Linked DNA regions of Mus musculus: region 1 is linked to region 2. Evidence: chromatin loops called from intact Hi-C (ENCODE). Cell type or tissue: left cerebral cortex. All regions are shown on one strand.

Region 1 (8,000 bases), 140 kb before region 2:
GGGCTGACGCACTACGCAGGGCGGGGACTCCGCATAGGGCGGGAGTGCACCTGGTAGCCGATTGCCCTGAGGCCAATTAGCAAACTGGCCTTCGCCAGCCGCTTTTGGCTTTTTCCTTAAATGACTAGTTAGCACTTTACTTGGCGGCTGGTATCCTTTTCTTTCATAATGAGCCGCTTTTTTCTCCCAGTCTGTTTCCTCAGAGGAGGATTCTTCACTTGCTTCAGAGTTACTAAGAGCTGGCTTCCTGAGCTCATCTAGTGACGAGTATCTCCTAGAGACCTCCGCTAATTGATCTTTTTTCTTTTCTTTTTTCTTTTTCTTCCTTCTAATCTCTCCCCAGGTATTCCTACCTGACCTTAACTTTTCCTCGGGTTCAAGACCCTTGGAAAGGCCTGTATACTTACCGTTTCTCCTTGCTCCTACTCTCTCTCTCCGCTTTACTTCTGATAGACTGTCCTGAATTTCCTCTAGAATTTTTAGCCCTGCCTTAAGCACTATATAACATGTGAAAAGGAACAAAAGGGCTCCTAACACTAGAAAAAGTTCAAGGCCAAACATACCTGGTAAAGCCATTTCTCACTTCCGTTCCCCAGCTGATGAGTTCTGAATTCGGCAGTTGAATCCTTCTCAACAGTCTGTTTTACGGGAACCTTTATCACCGTCGTTCCCCAGCTGATGAGTTCTGAATTCGGCAGTTGAATCCTTCTCAACAGTCTGTGTTACGGGAACCTTATAACCTTGATTCGCAGTTCTGGTTCTGGAATGAAGTATCCCTCCTGCGCCAGTCCGGAGTTTTTTCTCGTCCCGGATTTTCTCGTCCCGGAATTCGGCACCAATTGTTATTAGACGCGTTCTCACGACCGGCCAGGAAGAACACCACAGACCAGAATCTTCTGCGGCAAAGCTTTATTCTTACATCTTCAGGAAAAGAGAGCAAGAAGCAAGAGAGCAAGAAGCAAGAGAGAGCGAGAAGCAAGAGAGAGAGAAAAGCAAGAGAGCGAAAAAGCAAGAGAGAGAAAAAACGAAAACCCCGTCCCTCTTAAGGAGCATTCTCCTTCGCCTCGGACGTGTCACTCCTTGATTGGCTGCAGCCCATCGGCCGAGTTGACGTCACGGGGAAGGCAGAGCACAAGTAGTCATAAGATACCCTTGGCACATGCGCAGATTATTTGTTTACCACTTAGAACACAGGATGTCAGCGCCATCTTGTAACGGCGAATGTGGGGGCGGCTCCCAACAAGTTTGAATTTCTTTTTCTCAATGCAGGGGACCACACCCAGGTCAAAGGTTCTTCTACTGTGCTCAATGCTCAGTCCCAAGAGCCTGTATCCCTGACACTGGTGCTAAGCAGTGCCTGCAGACAGAGCTCTGGGAGTTCCCTGGAAAGCATTTTTGATTCTGATAGATGCTCTTGGGGTTTTCTGGGTGCTGGGAAGCATCTCTCTCTGTTCCCCTATTCTCTCTCTTTCTCACCCTCAGCCCAGGCTGTGGACATGGGACCCTCTCTTCTTCAGGAGGTAGCCTCCTCTCTCATATCCCATTCCTTTTCCTGTTGTGAGGAAAGTAGGAAGTCCCCCCCCCCGCCCCCTGCTTTCCCAGCTTGCAGGGTGGAGACCTGAGGAACCAGTAGGATTCTGGTGTCACTGGTAGTGGCAAAAGGGAAATCTAGTCAACAGTCCCCCACCGAGCTGTCTGTGGAACCCAGACAGCTCCCTTAGGAAAGAAAGACAGATGGCCCCTATTTGCAGGAGTTCACCACTTGCGGGGAAGAGATAAAGGACACCTCACAGAAGCTGCAAACCCCAGGATTCTGGGCCTAGGGCTGGGCTGGGGTGCTCTGTGGAGCCCTGCAGGGTGATTCTCGTGAGCAAAGTGGGAGAGAATGGGGGTTGGGTTTGCCAGGTAGAGGAGACAAAGACCTGTAAATCCAGGAGAAATGAGAGGTGGGAGGGAAAAGACAGGTTCTGTACACTTGGGGCTGATCTGGTGACAGGAGGTAAGTAAGTGGTAGGGATGGAGATGTGGGCATATGTCATGTAAGGATATTTTTGAGCCAAGATATCCTGTTAGTCATGAGGACAGACTCTTCTGAGCTTTTGGTTGGCTTGCCAATACGTTTAAGCAGATGCCTTTAGCTCCTAGGTTCCTGACTATTTAAGGCCAGGCCATGTCTCCCCAAGTGATTCACCCTCACTCACTCCTTCCAGCCTGCAGGAAGTTCCTCCTTATCCCACCCTTTTTATCTTGGGGTCCTTAGGAGGCAATTTCCTTCTGAGCCTTAATTAGTGCATCTTTCTCCTTCCATGGAGCCTCTCCTGCCTTTCCCTCTTCCCCAAGGCTTGTGGCATCAAGTGCATCTCCAGCCAGCCAGTCAGCCTGCCTCCCAGCTCCATCTAAACAGTGGCAAAGCACTTATCTAATGCCTCTACATTTGCTCTTTGTGGGGACCTGGTGACTGTATCAGAAGCAACCGAAGGTTCTCAGGATCCACCCATATTGCTTCTTTGGATCTGTGTGGGCTTGGTAGTCATCTGCCAAAGGCCTCGCTACAGTTCTCTCAGGTGTCTTTGTTATCGGCTGGCCAGGCACTTATTCTGTACAGTTATATGATAGTCTAAGTTGATAAGGAAAAAAAGTGTATCAATTTAAAAAATAAAAATGTGTTTCACATTACCTTCTAAATAAGACAAACAATATAAAATATACTTGCTAGTGTTATAATATGTTTTATTTACAATACTCTAGTAATTTCCAAATCCCATGCAAATTTTGATAGTTTGCTGTAAGAGTCTTTAATTTGATGTGGTCACGCCTACTTCTCTCTTAGCGACTGTCTGATATAGCAAACTATCTCAGGTAATCCCCTACTAAAGTGAAGGAGAGAGAAAGAGGACAGAATTGGCTGAGAAATCTCAGGAATTCTACCCCTATCATAAGCTCCACCATCCATCTGGCCCTGTCCACCGTCCCACCTTCCCTCTTGCAAAGTAACATGTTATATGCTCAGATGTCCTCAAGTCTTCAAACCCTGGCCGGACTGTAAAGCCCCCCCCCCCTTTTTTTTTTGTCCTACATAACTCCTAGGTGAACTCTGGTAGCCCTGCCCAGCCCATTGACCTTCCTGATGATTCTAGATGACAAACAGTCTTCCCTATTTAAAGAATCTTGCTACACCCCTCCCTGGGCATGCCCTGGCATATTTTACTCTTTCATGTTGCTTTTTGTGCATGGCATCTGTCATAGTACAAATGTGATTGCTTCCTTTTTTTTTTTTTGTTTTGTTTTTCGAGACAGGGTTTCTCTGTGTAGCCCTGGCTGTCCTGGAACTCACTCTGTAGACCAGGCTGCCCTCGAACTCAGAAATCTGCCTGCCTCTGCCTCCCGAGTGCTGGGATTAAAGGAGTGCGCCACCATGCCCGGCTTATGTGATTGCTTCCTGATGCTAAAGTTTCTCCTCTGCTCCCTTGCTTCCCTGTTTTCCTTTCTCTTCTGTCTCCTTTCTTTTCTTCAGAATAAATTTATTTATTATAGTCTGTATGTGTATCTGTGTGTCTCTGGGTATCTGTGTGTGTGTGTGTCTGTGTGTGTGCATATGTGTGTGTATGGATATGTGTCTGCATGTATGTCTGTGTATCTGTATGCATGTATGTGTGTGCCTGTGTGTCTGTATGTCTGTGAGTGTATGTCTCTGTGTGTGTCTCTGTGTGTCTGTGCATGTGCATGTCTGTGTGACAGTGTATGTGTAGAGGTCAGAGCACAACTTTCAGAAGTTGGGTCTCTTCTTTGCCCATGGGTTTTGTGGATCAAACTTAGGTCACCAGGTAAGTACCTTTACCCACTGGACCATCTCCTGGGCCTAAAACAGGACCATGCAGCAACCAGAGGATTCAAAGTGGAAGAAGCAACACATGACCAGAGTGGATCCTGGGGTTGTTTTGTTGCTCCTGACATGGTCTCCAGGAACACCCAGGAGGTACTGTAGAGGCAACTATGGGTAAGCTGTCTATAGTGCAGACTGTTCTCCAACTTACAGTCTTCTAGTTTCATCCTCCTTGACACTGGGATTATAGACATAACCCCTCATCCTTAAAGATGACATTTCCATAAGTCTTGGGTCCTATATTCTCCACTGTGTTGTCTATATAGTATATCCGGGGCTAGATCATCTAATTAACTGTGTACTGACAGCTTAATACCACTAACCTGCTGTTAGCTCCCTTAGGTGAATTGTATACACCTGTATTCACACTCTATTGCCTACACTAGGGGCATAGATTTTTAAAATACCAATGTGAGTGTCAGCAGTTTTCTGGAAAGTATCAAGAAAAGACCTTTCCTTGATGGTGGTCATGTTTTATATCCAGACAGTCCACAATGGTGGTCACTAGACTCTTATGGAAGTGGAGCATCTGCAGTGTGGCCAGTGCAGATATGGAACTACATTTTAAACTGTTCTTAAATTAATTAAATATCAGTATCCACAAGTAGTCTAGACCATCTCCTTCTGCTCTGATGGTTGTGCCCCCTCATTCTTCTCCCGAGCCCATCCCACCTCTATCCCTGTCCCTTGTCTGGAGCTCAGGTTGGACTTGTTTCTCTGTCACTATGCCCATGCTCCTCTTAGTCACAGAGTTTGTTGTCTGGTCAGAATCTGGGAAGGACAGTTGGTTGTCTAGCCCTTTTCCCTAGCCTCCCCACTAGGAAGGGTAGGATTGAGAACATCAGGATGGCTTAGGGACATGAGGATGAGGCAGGCTCTGTCCTGCCTGGTCACATGAAAGGCATCTTCTCTGCCAGTGGACCCTTCTATCTGCTCTTCTCAGTATTCCTGTGGGATGGATGAAGGTGGGATTCTAATACATAAGTAGCTCTTGGGAACAAGACTAGGAACCATGGGGGGGCAAACGCAGGTGATTCACACTCTATTGTCTACACTAGGGACATAGATTTTTAAAATACCAATGTATCATCAGCTTTCTGGAAAGTATCAAAAAAAGACATTTCTTTGATGGTGGTCATGTTTTATATCCATGTTTTACCTTATTTTCTCTAGATGACTAGTTTAACAATGAGACCCACTATACCAGGAAATGAAACAAGCAGACAAGACAATGACATCCTTTGTATGTTTAATATGGTACAGCAGGATTTTTCCAAACCAGAGCTGATGTCCTTGGCTCTGGGCACACCTCCTTCCGGTGGTCCAAAGGACATCCTCTAATATAATACTTAAGATGACTCTTCACTTCTCTGACAGTGACTTCTTGAAGTGAATATATAATAAATAAATAGAAAATATACCTTTGTTCATGGTGACACTTTTAAGGAACATTTACATACAAAACATGCTATGCATCCAATTCACAAGAAAGAGCCAGCTATTAAGCCAACAGGACAGATGAGCCTTTCAATCAAAGGCCCCTGACTCAGTGACAATGCTGACCAACAGAAAGGACAAGAGCAACTTTCTAAGCAAGAAAGACTTTTGTGCTACCAAGAAAATGCCTGTATATCGACTCTTGGTGAATAGTTTAGGAAAGAACGCTTTCCGTACAGAACCTGTACTGTTCAACATATGTACAACTCAGAGAACTTTCCAATAGGTATTTGCTGAAATGAACTGAGCCAAAGACATTCAACATTCATGGCCACCTGAAAGTGATCGAGTCTTAAGTGGTTCACAGTGTGAGACCCTCGCCTTGAAAAGTCAATGAAACTTAGACAAGAAAAACATGAGGTCACTTTTATCCCCTCCCCCTCCCCCTCCCCCTCCCACTCATCTCCCCAGAAGAGGTCTTTTCTCTGACACTCGCAACTGGAGCCACTATGTCTTAAGAGGCATGGTCCCACAGACACATCCCAGCAGCTGCAAGATCCATTAGTAGGAAAGACCCCCTGCGAGTTGGCTCAACCTGGAGAGTAGACTCTGGGACTAAGGCTCCTTAATACCACTGGACAAAGGGGACCGAAGCAAATCTTCTTTGAAAAAGAAAGGTTGTGGTTGTGGAGGAAAGGGGACCAATCTCATTCATGAAACACAGAGAAACCCTGATGTCTCCGAAGAATATTGGACATGGATAGTTTTCACTCGTCTGGGCATCGGAGCTATTTGCTCAGAGTGAACATAAGCTGAAAGATCCTGGTCTGGAGCCAACCACTCTCAGATCCCCACAAGGAGCCAATTGGCCCAGCAGAAGCACATTGGCATATCCTGATGCTACCCATTGGGCATACCAGCACCACTGTGGAATAAGGTGGCACCAAAAGAATTCCACAGTCATGAGCAGCCCATGCCCACATGTGGCTGGCAGTGTAAAGACAGTGGCAGGGCTGCTGCCTAGAGGAGAGTGGGCAGTGTGTACTGAGGGGCAAGAGGGAAAAGCCCTTTGCAAAAGACCGTATATTTTGAAATTGAAAGAACCTAGTGGGGAACCCCCCACTCAATTCCCATTTGGTGCGCACCCAAGAATCACGAACAGCTTCTCCCCATTTCAGGTGATATGCTCCCTTCCGAAAGCTACTTGGGAATACTGGACACCCCAGGCTAGCCACTGAGGCAATGTGGTGTGGCAGTGGGTTGCTGAGCTTGGGGCTCACAGACCTGGCTGTGTTATTGAGTACCATTTTCCTCAGATGTAGGTACAAAATGCTGGGCTAGATGGTCCTCAAGGGCCCCCAAGGTCCTTTCCATCTCTGACACCCCAGGTTCACTGTGGCGAGAGCATGTTCAGATTTCCTGGAGTCTTCTGCTCAGCTCCAAGCTGAAGTGCACTGGAGACCCATTGTACAGCCTCAGGTCTGTGAACTTCACTTCACCCTCTCGCAGAGTCAGAGGGGGCTGGCTGGACACCAATCTGAACGAGGTTCTGTGCATCGTAACTCAGTCCATTTCTCTCCGCAGACCCTGCTTCTCTATCACAAGTGGGTCAGCAAGAGGTGACCTAGCATGACTCAGATGCTGCAAGTGGTGGCAGGAAAGCCTTCACCTCTGAGCCATGCCAGAGGCCACCTCTTCTCTCTTCATCATCTCTGTCCTTGATTCCTGCCAGGACCATCACCTTCCAGAAGAAGCCTTCCCCATGTTTCTGGGTGTGGTGAGGTTCCCCTCCTCCAATCCACCTCTGCTCTCTCAACCTGGTATCAAAGTGTGCTGAGACCTGGCTGCCTGTCACCAGCTGACCCCCAGGTCTGAGCTCTCATCGCTCCATTCTCTGTATCCAGGGCACTCAGTGGAGATGTCAACTACAATGATTACTTCTACTGATGGGCTCCAGGCACAGAGCAAAGCACAGTTGAGTCCTGTAATCTCAGGAAGGACAAACAGGATCCACCTAGTCCCTGTCCCAGTGTGCCAGCTGAAGTCTCTTGAAAAAAGGATCCCCTGTAGACAGGGTTCCATCTCCTCCCCAGTGCAATCTGCCATGCTGGACAGCTCTGTCCATACGCCAGCTCCTAAACTCAGGAAGCCGCACCCTCACTTACAGGAATAAAGATGTACTCCTTCCATCTGCCACTTAATGTATCTGAAAGTGACTATGGAAATCTGCAAGTGGTCACATTATCCAGACCATCTCCTAGGTGGGTTCAGACTCCTGCCCAAGTGGCCCTTTGCTGCCAGCACAACTCAGGTCTCTTTGTATGGTCCCCATGCCTACCGATGAGGCACAGATAGGAGAGAAGCACCCAAGAGGAGGTTGTAGCATCGGCCAACACTGCCCAGGGGCTGCAGGTAGACTTGAGTAGGGGCAGGTGGCAGCACCAAGGTCTCTGATATCTGTCCCTTAGCCCAGCAGAGCTGAGAACCAGGGGGCCTAGCCATCCTGACCCCGGCTGCTGTAGGGGTCCAGCCTGGGGTGGTACCAAGTGGCAACTCTCCTTACAGCTTCTTCTTTCTCACCACAGGGATGGGCACCACTTGGAAGATTTTGGCTTTGTGGTCCTCAGTCTCCAGAGTCACCCAGATGGGTCGGAAGCTGCCTTTGAAGCCGACGAACGCC
Region 2 (8,000 bases):
TAGTTTGTCAACTTGACACAAACCTAAACATATGTGGGAGAAGGCAGCTCAATTGAGAAAATGCCTCCACCAGATTTCTTATAGACAGGACTATAGGGCATTTTCCTGATTAAAAATTAATGTGGGAGAGCCAAGACAACATGGAGTGGTCCCATCTCTGAGCATGTGGTTCTAAGTTGGGTAAGAAAGTAGTCTGAGCAAGCCCTGGGGAGCAAGGCAGTGAGCAGCATTCATGCCTGGCCTCTGCTTCAGTTTCTACCTCGAATTCCTGCCTCAAGTTCCTGCCCTGACTTCCCTCAGGGATGGACTGACTTGGAGTTATAAACTGAAACAAACCCTTCCCTCCCCAAGGTGCTTTTGGTCATGGTGTTTTATCATGGCAATCGATCCTAAACAGTACATAAATGTAGTTATCAGGTGGTATTTATATATATATTATATATTATATCTTATATCTTATATCTTATATCTTATATCTTTTATATCTTATATCTTATATCTTATATCTTATATCTTATATCTTATATCTTATATCTTATATCTTATATCTTATATCTTATATCTTATATATTATATATTATATATTATATATTATATATAGAAACCTGTTAAACACAGATACATATGCAACATTCATATTATTTTAAGAAAATTGATCATATGCTTTCCCAGTCACCTTGCTCCCAGTTATGCCTTCTTCCTTCAAAAACGTAAATTGGACTGATTCAGTACAGTACCCAGAGGACATCCCTAAATGTTAGTGTAACGAGCAAATAGACAAGTTATGTAGAGAAGTGAATGGCTTCATTAATGAATGAAGAAATACATAAATAACCGGGCATTTTCTTTCTAAACAGTGGCTTAAAACCTGGAAACAGCTGGGTGTGGTAGTGCACACCTTTAATCCCAGCATTCAATAGGCAGATGCAGGCAGATCTCTGGGAGTTCCAGGCTAGCCTGGTCTACAAAGCCAATTCCATGACAGGCAGGGCTGTTACACAGAGAAACCCTGTCTCAAAAAACCAACCAACCAACAAACCAACCAACCAACCAACCAACATCTGGAAACACTTTAGCACTGCAGACTTGTTAGTGTTCTTTTACAGTCACAAACAAATCTCCAACCCACTGTGTCCCTTCTGCTCATGGGGACCCTTAATTCACCAGGTTATTTGATCTCTCTTTCCCCAGAGGGCCCATCTGTGATCAGCAGACAAATTCTAATTAGATCTTTTAATGTTTAAATAGCTTCCTCAAGAATAAAGGAACGCTTCTCCCTTTTCTGCCCTCTGTGTGCCTTTTATAAGAATATATTATTCTCATTTGTCTATATGACTGCACCCCACTCGCTTCCACCACTGCCTCAGGGTTGCAAGATGGAAGAGGTAATCGCTTGGTTTTGTGCCCTCCCTGTCTGGTGTGGAGTGGATGGTTAATAAATACCTTTAGCAAACTCACTACCTCATGGTTTTAGCTATCTCCCTGACACCAACTCCAGGCTTTCAAACTCATCTAGTTCTTTTCAGTCAACAGGTCAGGCTGTTAAATTCGTGGATGGCTTATCACACCCCGACGTGGGACACAAAGCATGCACCAAGTGTGATGAAAGCTTTTCACCCAGAACCCTGAGTCTGCTCATTCCTGTCCTGACAGTCTCCTTTGGAGTACATCTTGAGTTTCAGGTTCTCAGTCAGAGCTCTCCAGAATAACAAAATGGAGCCCTGAGGGCCTACACAAGAGGCCCTGGATCTCACCACAGCTTACCACTTAATGGCTCACTCTATCATGACCAACAAAGAGAATAATCCTAATCTCTACTTACCTGCTTAGTTTTGTGAATAATAATAATAACAATAATAATAATGTAAGGCAGATCAAAAGTAATTTCACAACATTCTTCATGAGAGCTAACTAAAATTCCACAGTATTTTAAAGAAAGTGATTTTTTTTTTGAGCAGTGGATAATGCTGTTGAAATTTCAGGGTTCCTTGCTTGATCAATTGATGATCCAGCATATATATGTCTAAACTAAGCCTTCTCTAGTCTTCCAACTGGACCTCCAGGACCTGCTCCTCCATCAGCCCGTGTTTAGTTCACCACCAAACCATGTCCACTGTATCTCCTAAAGTCCACTCAGACCCCTCCACACTCTCTCCTCCTCTCAGCCTCCATCACCCTGTCCTGACCCCAGCCTCCTAGCCTCCTAGCCTCCTGTGCTTCTTTCTCTTGCTAACAATTGCCTGTCAATACCCACCCCACCCACATGAACCTTCTGAGAGCTACCAACAGGGTTCATTTAAAATAAAAGCATCTTTCTCCTGCTCCCCCTTCTACCTCTGCTGGCCACCTGCAGTCAGATCCCCACTCACATTCACTGGCTATTGCACCTCCTTCCTCCTTGGATTCATGCCACTGGCCATGGTTTAAACTTTCCACATGTGTGCTGCGTGCTGCTTTCCCCTGTTCTCTCCCTCTGGACCACACTGTCCCCATCCTCACACAGCTGTTAAGGGACAGAAGAATGGATAGGGTCATTGAGATATACCCTAAGTTGAAGATATACACTAATTTTCAAGACTTGTTATAAAAAGATGTACAGTGTATCTTAGACTTATGAATTATTGTGGAAGTCACCATATTTTGTATGCATTCAGTTATAATAAAGTATACTGTGAAAATTAATGAGCTCTTTATATGTGCATGTGTATGTGTGTATAATAAGTGTGTATGTGTGTTTTGTATATGTGTGTATAATAAGTGTGTGTGTGTGTGTATGCACACGTGGAAGCCAGAAGTTGAGAGTGGCTATCTGTCAATCACTTTCTACATTATAAATGTTGGGGAAAGGTCTCTCACTTGAACCTGGACCTTCCCACTTCAGTCAGTCTGGCCATCCAGCTTGCTCTGGGAATCCTCTGTTTCTGCCTTCTAAGTGATGGCTGAGAATACAGCTGGGCTGCCACTCTCACCGAGCGTTTACATGGACACCAGTCCTCGTGCTTGAGGGGTAATCACTTTACCTGGTGAGCTATCTTCATAAAAATTAACTTTGCCCTTTTCACTTTAACAGGATGGCTAGAATACTCCAAAATCTGTCTATGGCTCCCAGTGTACTTCCATGGGCCAATGCTGCTATGAATGGTCACCTCTGAGAAGACTCTGATATTATGGGTTGACTTCATTGACCTGGCACACTAGTCAAGTTTAGTCAAGTAAGCAAAGGGTGTGTTCTGGTTAGAAAGAGAGTTTATGACAAAAAAAAGAGAGAGAGGCCGAGCAGACACAGAGGCTGAGCATCGGGAGAAGTTGTGAAGAATCAGAAAGAAAACTTTAAACAGCAGCAGGATCAATACACTGCCCCTGTCCTGATGTTGGACAAAGAAAACCAGGATTCATCCAACAGTACTGGTGGATATTGTCAAGTAATTGATGAATCCAGAAATGTTTCCTCAGATCTTTGAGCCTTTTCTGTAGAGCAACCCAAATCCATATCCCAAGGAGTCGGCCCTAAGACTCTGAAACGCTTTCCAAGCAGAGCTCCCTGTCAACTGCAACACATGGCCTTGGTGACAGTGGCATTTCCTTCAGGTCTGTGAGCCTGCTCAGAGCTGGAGCAGCCAGCCTCACAGTGGGGATTCTAGAAAGTACTGGCTATCCAGAATACCACAAGCCTTGCCTGGGCTGCCTGCCCCCAGGAACAGTGGCCCAATGCCTGACTCCTGGTTACTCCCTCCTCCATTCAGAGCCTCTGAAGTTAAAAGCTAGGCTCTTAGACTCTGCTTTTAAGGGAGGTCTTCACCTGTCCCTCCCTCGGCTCTCATTTCCAGTCCTAGGAAACTTATAGACCCCTTCTAAACACCCATTTTCTAACTCTGTGGCCAAAACTCTTGCTTTCTCCCCGACCCTGTCTTTTCTGGCCTGCAAACCGTGCTCTCCTTTAAGACTTGATCAATCATCCAGGATTGCCTGCAGCCTAAACCGTGCCTGAAGAGCTGTTTGTGCTGCTTCTGCGGTGGCACCCCATATTGCTTTGTTCACACCCTATTGCAGCCCAGATTGTAAGAGGGCTGTCTGTCTATCTCTCCAGCTAAGCTGTGAACTTCGCCATTGTGGAGAGACAATGAAGATATCCTTAATCTCCGGTGTTGGAAAAGATCCACACTTAACAGTGACTGCGTTGGGGTTACAATTCCTTTCCACTTGCTCTACTGAGAAGGATAACAGTCCCCTAAACACGTTTTGCCAAAGCTCAAGAGCCAAGCCACAGCTGTCATTATCAAGGGCAACGCCTTTTAGGTCACCAACCCCAGGTCCCGGTTTTCAATTCTGCCACCTTTAAGTAGGTGATCTTGAGTAAATCATGTCACCTCACTAGGTCCCCTCTGTCTGCAGAATGGGACAAAGGTTTGTCGCAGTTGTCAGGTAGATGAAATATGGTGGTGCATACAAAGTGTTTCACCTGGATCTAAACTTTGTAAGTGCTCAATAAATTCCAGGTAGTAATTTAAATGATGGAGATGACCAGAGGGCCACAGGAGCACAGACATCTCAGAAGGTGACTAGCAGTCTCTAGCTTTGTCCCACTCCCAGAGCAAAATATTGAAGAACTATCACCCTCAGACCTGGTAGCCCAAGCCTGAAATCTCAGGCACTCAAGAGGCTGAGAGGCAGGAGCTAAGGAAACAGGAGAGTGGAAAAGAATAGTGGAGAGACCGACAAAGCAAGAGATAGAGAATAAAGGCAGGGGTGGGGGAGAGAATAAAAGAAAGTATCTGATTAGTAGGGAATAGCAGGTTAAAAGAAGGGCAAGTAGTTGGGAGCAGGGAAGAGCCAGGACACTGATGTGGGAGCTTTGATATGCAGCCATAGTCATATGTCCCTTCTAACAGAGATAAGGCTAAAGACCCCTTTTGGCAGCTGGGAACTAGTTTCATGAGCTCCCGAGGAGTGCTAGCTTTTCTCTAAGCACCAGGAATCCTCCTATAGTCAGGCTTGAGCACATTTCTAGATATTTGGACAGCCAGTGAAACCTAACAAGAACCATGTGTGTTCCTACTACATGCTAGCCATTGGCAATAAATAGAACACAAGTCTCTGCTTTGCACCAGGTAGGGATTCTGTCTCTGAATGGGGAAAGGGTCATTGATCACATTATTGATAATGAGAGAGAAACCACCTCCAGCTAAAAGAAACCACAGCCCCCTGGGCCACAGTCTCCAGAATGGTCAACAAACAGCGTGAAAGATGCATGCACACTGTTCAAATTATGACTCTCCCCTTTCTGTCCCCCAGATACCAGTGTCCTCAGGCAACCTCTGCAGAGCATGGGCTCAAGTTTATGCTTGCAAAGCAAGATTTGAAAGAACTATCACCTCTGTCTCTATGTCAAGAATAGCTTCTTATTTAAAGCAACTGTATATGGTTATGTTTAAAGGAAAAAAGACTTTCATCACATGGTCATCCTCAGAAAATTCCAGATGTTGGCAACACTGCCATTTGTACAAACCATACCCTATGATTTTAAAATCTTAATCATATGTAAGGTCTTCCTCAGCCACCTGAAAAGCCCCAACACATGAACAACCCACAATTATGTGGTCAGCATCATCATCAAGCTGTTGGAAGCTATGATGCCAATATACACTGCCAACATGGCCGGGCCTCTGTGCTTTTGCAAAGTCATTTTGGTAAGAAGAAACCATGAATCTGGGCATCTTGAAGCCCAAACCCTTCAACTGATTTCATTCTACCTGGAACAGAATGAAGGATTCTTATGGCATTAGCGCTTTTACAGAAAGCCCTGGGATATGGACTAGGGTCATAGCTCAATCAGTGGAATGTTTACCCAGCATGCACAGGACCTTGGATTCCATCCCCAACACCACATAAACTGGGTTTGCAGTCATACTCCTAAAATCTCAGTACTTAGGAGATAGAGGCAGGAGGATAAAAAAAATTCAGTTATCCTCAGCTACACAGTGAGATCTAGGCCAGCCTGGGATGCATGAAACCCTAGAGAAAGGGAGGAGAGGAAGAAGTCAAAGTCACAGGCACAGTGCAGTGTAACAAAATCTGCAGAAGGCCCTCATATCAGCCACCAGCTTCTTCCTGGGCTCATTTTCCAAAGGACTGGGAAGAAGAAGAAGAAGAAGAAGAAGAAGAAGAAGAAGAAGAAGAAGAAGAAGAAGAAGAAGAAGAAGAAGAAGAAGAAGACCTCAGACACCATAGCTAAGTACTTTTCCTTCCCTTGAAAAATCATGTTGTTTTCAGAGAAACAGCTACAGTGTACTTATGTATAATAATAACTAAATCTTTGGGCCTGAGCAATCGGGGTTGACCCAACTGAGCAGAGATACTAAATTCAATTCCCAACAACCACATGAAGGCTCACAACCATCTGTACAGCTACAGTGTACTCATATACATAAAATACAGACATACAGACAAGCAAAGGGAAAGAGAATATGATATTTCATTTCCAGAGTCTACACAGGCTTCATGTGCCTCTCATGCCCCAGTCCCAAAGAGTCTCACATCTCAACAGAGTCAGTCACAAGTACCCTCAGCATGCCCACAGGCTTGCTTGAGCTACTTTGGCCTAGGGTGAAGCAAGTAAAATACTTACCTTAGGTATAATATAAAGAGATCATACAGAGAGAGACACAGACACACACACACAGACACACACACAGACACACACAGACACACACACACACACACACAACACACAGACACACACACACACACACACACACAACACACAGACACACACACACACACACACACACACACACACACACACATCAAAAGGAACAGAAAGCCCAGTCCTTAATATATAAATACTACGGTAATCCAACATTTAAAAATTTAGTCAAAACATTCCATTCCACGAAGAACCAAGGAACAAAATTCTAACTAAGAATAGGGTCAGCATAGTGGATTATTCTCTCCCTTTGCCTCTTGTTTATAGGCTTCCTAGTGTGCAGTGGATGGCTGTAGAGTCACCCAGCTGTGAACCGTGTCCATGAGTCGGAGCAAAAGAGGAATGTGTGACCTCACTCAGGGCTGAGCAACAGTAGAGAAATGCAACATTTTGCTGAGTAACATGGAAATAGATCTAAAATGTATGGATTAAGTTTCTCTGAAAACAACATGATTTTTCAAGGGAAGGAAAGGAAAAGTACTTAGCCGTGGTGTCTGAGGTCTTCTTCTTTTTTTCTTTTTTTAACCCAGTCCTTTGGAAAATGAGCACATGAGCAAATTACTCAGTGCCTGCCACCCAGCTTTGAAATGTGCTTGTCATAAACCTCCAGCTTGTTTAAAAGCATTTTTTAGTAATCCACTCAAGCTTGCTCTCTGTACAGTCCACTGGGGGGCTGATCTCTACTGTTCATTTGAGAAAGAACAGCTGTGTCCCACCGCACAGAGACAAGCCAGGAACAAGTGTCCTACCAGACAGCAAGACAAATGTCTTCTACAGGAGGCAGGTGACAGGGCAGGGAGGCATGAGGACCTGAGTTTGGTCCCCAGAAGAAGTGGCTTGTGCCTATAATCGCAGCTCTGGGATTATATATTATTATCTATATTGTGAGTGGCCATTACAAGTTCACTGGCCAACTCACAGTTGAATCTGTAAGCTCCAGGTTCAGTGAGATGTATTTCTCAAAACAATTAGATAAAAAAAACAACTGAGGAAGATGTTGACCTCTGGCCTCTACGGGCATGCACAAATAAGTACATGCACATTCACACACAATGCGCATATGCGTACGCACAAACAATTTTATTTTAAAAGGCAAGAAGGTAGTGCCTTAAGCTAAAAGTTGGACAGAAGCACCACACAGGCCTACCTCGGTAACCCATCAGTGTCCTCAAGGCTTACCTACAGATACCACAGCCCCTCAGAAAGGCAGAGGAAGAAGAGGTGAAGTTTGATGATAGCAAAGCAGAGACCTCTACACCTGTGTCTACGATGGCTCAGACTTGCCCCCAGCTAGTCT

The links. A loop is a pair of places that touch in the nucleus more often than their neighbours do. Peaks named below come from ENCODE experiments on the same cell type or tissue, not always from the same donor. Only the 100,000 strongest peaks of a DNase experiment are listed, where the experiment ranks them.
Region 1: it touches region 2 in a loop (2.4-fold over the local background); 2 of 42 quality-filtered maps call a loop at or near these places.

Annotation. Positions count from the first base shown.
Region 1 is chr7:83,927,742-83,935,741 of GRCm38, forward strand. Cemip (cell migration inducing protein, hyaluronan binding) reads right to left here. Exons shown (of 29, transcript NM_030728.4): 29 at 5,116-8,000. The coding sequence ends at 7,880. Among named protein-coding and RNA genes, the nearest start is that of Gm30440, 38 kb to the right of the region's middle. In left cerebral cortex, no CTCF peak of the experiment used is centred here; no DNase peak of the experiment used is centred here.
Region 2 is chr7:84,070,422-84,078,421 of GRCm38, forward strand. The region is part of intron 1 of Cemip (cell migration inducing protein, hyaluronan binding); the gene reads right to left. Among named protein-coding and RNA genes, the nearest start is that of Cemip, 12 kb to the right of the region's middle. In left cerebral cortex, no CTCF peak of the experiment used is centred here; a DNase peak (open chromatin) is centred at 4,056.